Regions from separate parts of the Homo sapiens genome. Here region 1 is linked to region 2. A link is an interaction called in ENCODE POLR2A ChIA-PET data of the cell type or tissue named here. Cell type or tissue: OCI-LY7. All regions are shown on one strand.

Region 1 (2,500 bases), 94 kb before region 2:
ATTTGCTTTTGGGGACTGGGTTGTTCAGTACAGCAGGCATTAGCCATATACACATTTTTAAATGTAATTTTTAATGTGCTTGAAAAAATGCTGGCCACGTTTCCAGCAGTTGGTAGTGTGGTCCCCGTATTGGACAGCAGAGGTGGAGAATATTTTGATCCTCCAGGAAAATGTTCTTGGAAGCACAGTTATTTATGAGTAAAATGAAGACGTTGAGGGTGGGTGTTTTGGGGGCGTCAGCTGTGTTCCAGGCAGTGCTGCAGACAAAGAGGGGTCCCAGGCTGGGAAGGGGCTCAGGCAGGGGGTGTGGGTGGGGGTCACCTCCTGTGTTGGGGAAGAGGAGAGTGGTGAGATCAGGAAAGAGTTTGGTCTTTATCCTGAGGACGGTGGGGAGCCATGAGAGAGGGTAGAGGGAGGGAGAAGAGCCAAGTTTTGCTTCTAAAGGCTCCATCCGGCTGCCTGAGGATGTCAGCAGACTTGGAAGGAAGCTGCTGCAGGGACTGGGCTTAACCCGCTGCTGTAGCTATGGGGCAAGCTGCTGTTCTTTGGGAGGAGGGAAGGTGAGGAGGACTCCCAGGACTTTAGCCTGAGCACCTGAGTGGGGGCACATTGCAGAGCTGGGGCTATAGGATGAAGTCCCCAGGCCCATCTGAAGCCAGACCACCTGGTGGTGTGCCTGAGGGTTTGGCAGGGGCGGTACACAGGGCTGTGTTCAGGGCCCGTGTCCACCAATAGTTTTGCCTGCCCGGCATGGTAACCCCACTCCTGGTACTGAAGTCTGTCGATTGGGTTTCTTGTGCAGAGGCAGCTGAAGGCACTTGGACAGTCTTTTTCTGTATCAAGGTCAGCCAGCCTTCTCCGGAAAGGACCAAGGAGTGAATATTGTTGGCTGTGCAGGACAGATGGTCTCTATTGGAATTGATTCAACTCTACTGTTGCAGCAAAAGCAGCCGTTGATAGTACATGGACAAACGGGCATAGTGTGTGCCAATAAAACTTTATTTAAAAAGCAGCTTAGGGGCCAGACTTGGTCCTTGTGTACTGTTTGCAGATCCCTGCTGCAGACCAATCTCAGTCCTACCCGGTATTTACTAAGCGCCTTTTGAAGCCTCCCTCTCCCATTTGCCAACGAGCCACCAGGCAAAGACCAGTCCCCGGTCCCTCTCAGGAGGGGACCCAACAGGGACCGGGACTGGGAAACCACCAGCCTGGAGCATTCCTTGGCTACGGATGGCCTCTCTGAAGCAGCATCTTTCATTGTTATCCTCACGGCAGCCCAGGCAGGTGGGCGGCTTCCACACCCCGTGACTGGAATTGGAACTGAAGCCCAAGGGGTGGGCCGCTCCTGGGGCCCTCTCCCCAGCGCCCCTGCGCCGTCCACTCGCAGGCCTCTCCCGAGGCAGCCAGGCTGGCCCAGGGCAGGAAGGTGCCCTTCCCGGGTAAAACTCTGCGGTGCTTCACCAAAGAAATCACAGAAAACCACACTCTGACAGCAGTGTCTTATTCTATTAGTACATTTTAATTAGAACAGGAGCAATGGATGCATTATGAATATTCATGGTGGGTTATTAAAATGCATCATTAATCGGTGGGGGGGATTTTAATAACTGTATTAATGTGGGGGCTGTCCTTATTTTTGTCATTTCTAGGAGGAGGCCAAGGCTGGGTGAGGGAGGGTTCCCCCAAAGGGCAGATTGAGGCCGCAGTGCCTCTGGCACAGGCCTGTTGGAGTGAACTTCGGGGGCGATCCCTGGGCATGGGGCCCCAGGAGGTCCCCCACCACACCAGGCCTTCCAGGGGATGAGGGCTGGGGTGCCAGGAGCCTCCCGTTTGCTCAGTTGGGGGTCTCTGCACCTCCTGGGGTACTGGCTATGGCCGGAGGGGACCAGACAACATGCAGGTGGTATAGAGGCAAACTGAGACCCAGAGGGTGCCGGCGCTGTGCCCACCCCTACACAGCCAGCCCACCCTGGCCTCAGCAGCTGCCCTGTTCACCAGGGCCCACGTGCAGGACCAGGATCTTGGGGTGCAGATGGCCCAGACCTGGCAGCGAATGCCGTGTGGATTCCTGGAGACCACAGGAGCCCCCTGCCTGGCCCCCAACCCAGCCAAGGCAGCATCCCAGCCCCCCACTCATAATCACATTGGAAATTTTTGATTAGAAAACAAAATCTAAATGAGGCGCATGAATATTCATTAGACTTGGAGATTAATATGCATAATTATGCAAATCAGACAGCAATTAAACACCAATACTCCCCGGGGGGAATGATTAACACAAAGGCACCGAAATAGAAGGATGCGATTTGAAAGAAGTTTCTGGTGTGGATGAGCAGGGAGGGCAGGGGGCGGGGCGGGGGAGCCTGCAGAACAGCCTGAGGTGGTGCCGGTCACAGACATCAGCACTGGGCTGGGTCCCCCAGGCCTGGCTCTCGGGAAGCCTCTGGACTTGGGAGTTGGACATGGACACCCCCAGCCCTGCAAAAGTAGGGCCTGTTTG
Region 2 (2,500 bases):
ATCTTTGAGCCAGGGCTGGAGTGAATTCATGACCATTTCTTGAAGTTCCAACCCTTGTAAGCACCCAAAAAAGTGAGGCTATTAATTTTATTTCTGGCAGCACACAGTTCACCCGTCTAAGGAAGATTCCAGAAACTTTAGCACGAGGGCGGTGTGGGTGCTTTGCCATCTCTGGAAGTTCTTATACCTAGAAATAAGAATTGGCCCGGGAGGTTAGAAAATTAATATATTCTGTGGTTGGTTTATTTTTAATAAACCACCATTGTGGGCTCGGGGCGTGGGAGACGGCACAGATTGTTGCTGTTCTTGACGCCCACAAGCAGATGGAAATAAATACTCTAGGTAGGTCATTTTGCAAGACACCCAGTTAAACACTCTGAAGATGTTTTGTCTTTTTCTCCCTGGAAACAAATGTTCCGGGCAGAAATGAAGCTGTTTCTTGCATGTTTTGGGTTGTGTATTAGTTAGCTATTGCCGGGTCACAAGTTACCTTCACATTTGGTGTCTGGGCCAGGTACGGTGGCTCACAGTAATCCCAGTGCTTTGGGAGGCTGAGACGGGGGAGTTGCTTGAGACCAGGAGTTTGAGTCCAGCCTAGGTGACGGAGCGACACTCCTTCTCTCTATAAAAAAAGAGAAGAGGCCGAGCGCGGTGGCTCACACCTGTAATCCCAGCGCTTTGAGGGGCAGAGTCGGGCAGATCACCTGAGGTGAGGAGTTCGAGACCAGCCTGGCCAACATGGTGAAACCCCGTCTCTACTAAAAATACAAAAATTAGCCAGGCATGGTGGTGCATGCCTGTAATCCCAGCTACTCGGGAGGCAGGAGAATCGCTTGCACCCGGGAGGCAGAGGTTGCAGTCAGCTGAGATTGCACCACTGTACTCCAGCCTGGGCGACAGAGAGAAACTGTCTCAAAAAAAAAAAAAAGAAGAAGAAGAAAGAGAAGAAGGAGAAGAAGAAGAAGAACAACAACAACAACTTGGTGTCTTGCAATAACAACAAACTTTTTTTTTTTTTTTTTTTGAGATGGAGACTCGCTCTGTCGCCCAGGCTGGAGTGCAATGGCGTGATCTCCAATCACTCAATCACTGCAAGCTCCACCTCCCGGGTTCACGCCATTCTCCTGCCTCAGCCTCCCGAGTAGCTGGGACTACATGTGTGTATCACCACAGGTGGCTAATTTTTGTATTTTTAGTAGAGACGGGGTTTCACCATGTTGGCCAGGCTGGTCTCAAACTCCTGACTTCAGGTGAGCAGCCCATTTCAGCCTCCCAAAGTGCTGGGAATGCAGGCGTGAGCCACCACGCCCGGCCGGCTCATTTTGTTTTTAAAGGCAGTGATGCACTTGCTCTGTGTTTTCTCTGCTTGCTTTTGTTCCTCTCTCACCCACACTCCATTCCTTTGGGGTCCCTGGGGGCATCTCCAAATTCTCCCCACTGATCCCTCCTCCTAGGTCTGGCCACACCAAGGCACACGACCTCCCCTGACCCGTCCCCCTGCTTCCTCCCCCCACCCCAGCCCAGCGTGCCTGCAGCCCTCTCTACTCCCAACATGGGCCCCAGTGTCTGTTTTGGTCGTATTTTCTCTCCCATCCACAAACGCTGGCTTTGCTTCATCCCCCGTTCCATAAAAAGCACAGAGTTGGCTCTATCTCCACAGACGCAGCAACACACACAGGCACACGGCCGAGAGGCGACGCGGGGATGCCGCCATGGGTCAGTTATTCTCTCCAGGAAAGTAAGCATAGGAAACAGATGGGAAAAAAAGAGGAGACCCTGTCACTTCCCAGAAACAGAGGGGGCCCAGGGACAGGTGGTGGTGGACCCTGGGACTTGAGTTTGATTTGTTAAGGTTGCAATTTTGTGACAAAGAAACGGCATCCAGACCAAGCGCAGTGGCTCCCGCCTGTAATCCCAGCATTTTGGGAGGCCTAGGCGGGTGGATTGCCTCAGGTCAGGAGTTCAAGACCAGCCTGGGCAACATGGTAAAACCCCGTCTCTACTAAAAATACAAAAATTAGCCAAGTGTGGTGGCACACGCCTGTAGTCCCAGCTACTCAGGAGGCCGAGGCAGGAGAATTGCTTGAACCCAGGAGGCGGAGGCTGCAGTGAGCTGAGATCCGGCCACTGCACTCCGGCCTGGGCGAGAGAGTGAGACTCCATCTCAAAAAAAAAAATAAATAAATAAAAATAAAAGAAATGGGCCAGGCGCGGTGGCTCATGCCTGTTATCCCAGCACTTTGGGAGCCTGAGGTGGGCAGATTGCCCGAGGTCAGGAGTTCAAGGCCAGCCTGGCCAACATGGTGAAATCCCGTCTCTACTGAAAATGCAAAAATTATCTGGGCATGGTGGCACATGCCTGTAGTCCCAGCTATTCAGGAGGCTGAGGCAGGAGAGTTGCTTGAACCCCGGAGGCAGAGCTTTCAGTGAATTGAGATCACACCACTGCACTCCAGCCTGGGCGACAGAGTGAGACTCTGTCTCAAAAAAAAAAAAAAAA

Evidence for each region. Peaks named below come from ENCODE experiments on the same cell type or tissue, not always from the same donor. Only the 100,000 strongest peaks of a DNase experiment are listed, where the experiment ranks them.
Region 1: POLR2A ChIA-PET joins it to region 2 with 5 read pairs; 4 of 35 experiments call an interaction of 5 or more read pairs at or near these places.

Annotation. Positions count from the first base shown.
Region 1 is chr19:1,633,312-1,635,811 of GRCh38, reverse strand. The region is part of intron 3 of TCF3 (transcription factor 3); the gene reads left to right. Among named protein-coding and RNA genes, the nearest start is that of TCF3, 18 kb to the left of the region's middle. In OCI-LY7, no CTCF peak of the experiment used is centred here; a DNase peak (open chromatin) is centred at 991; H3K27ac peaks cover 1,374 bases.
Region 2 is chr19:1,539,713-1,542,212 of GRCh38, reverse strand. No RefSeq gene overlaps it. Among named protein-coding and RNA genes, the nearest start is that of PLK5, 17 kb to the right of the region's middle. In OCI-LY7, no CTCF peak of the experiment used is centred here; no DNase peak of the experiment used is centred here.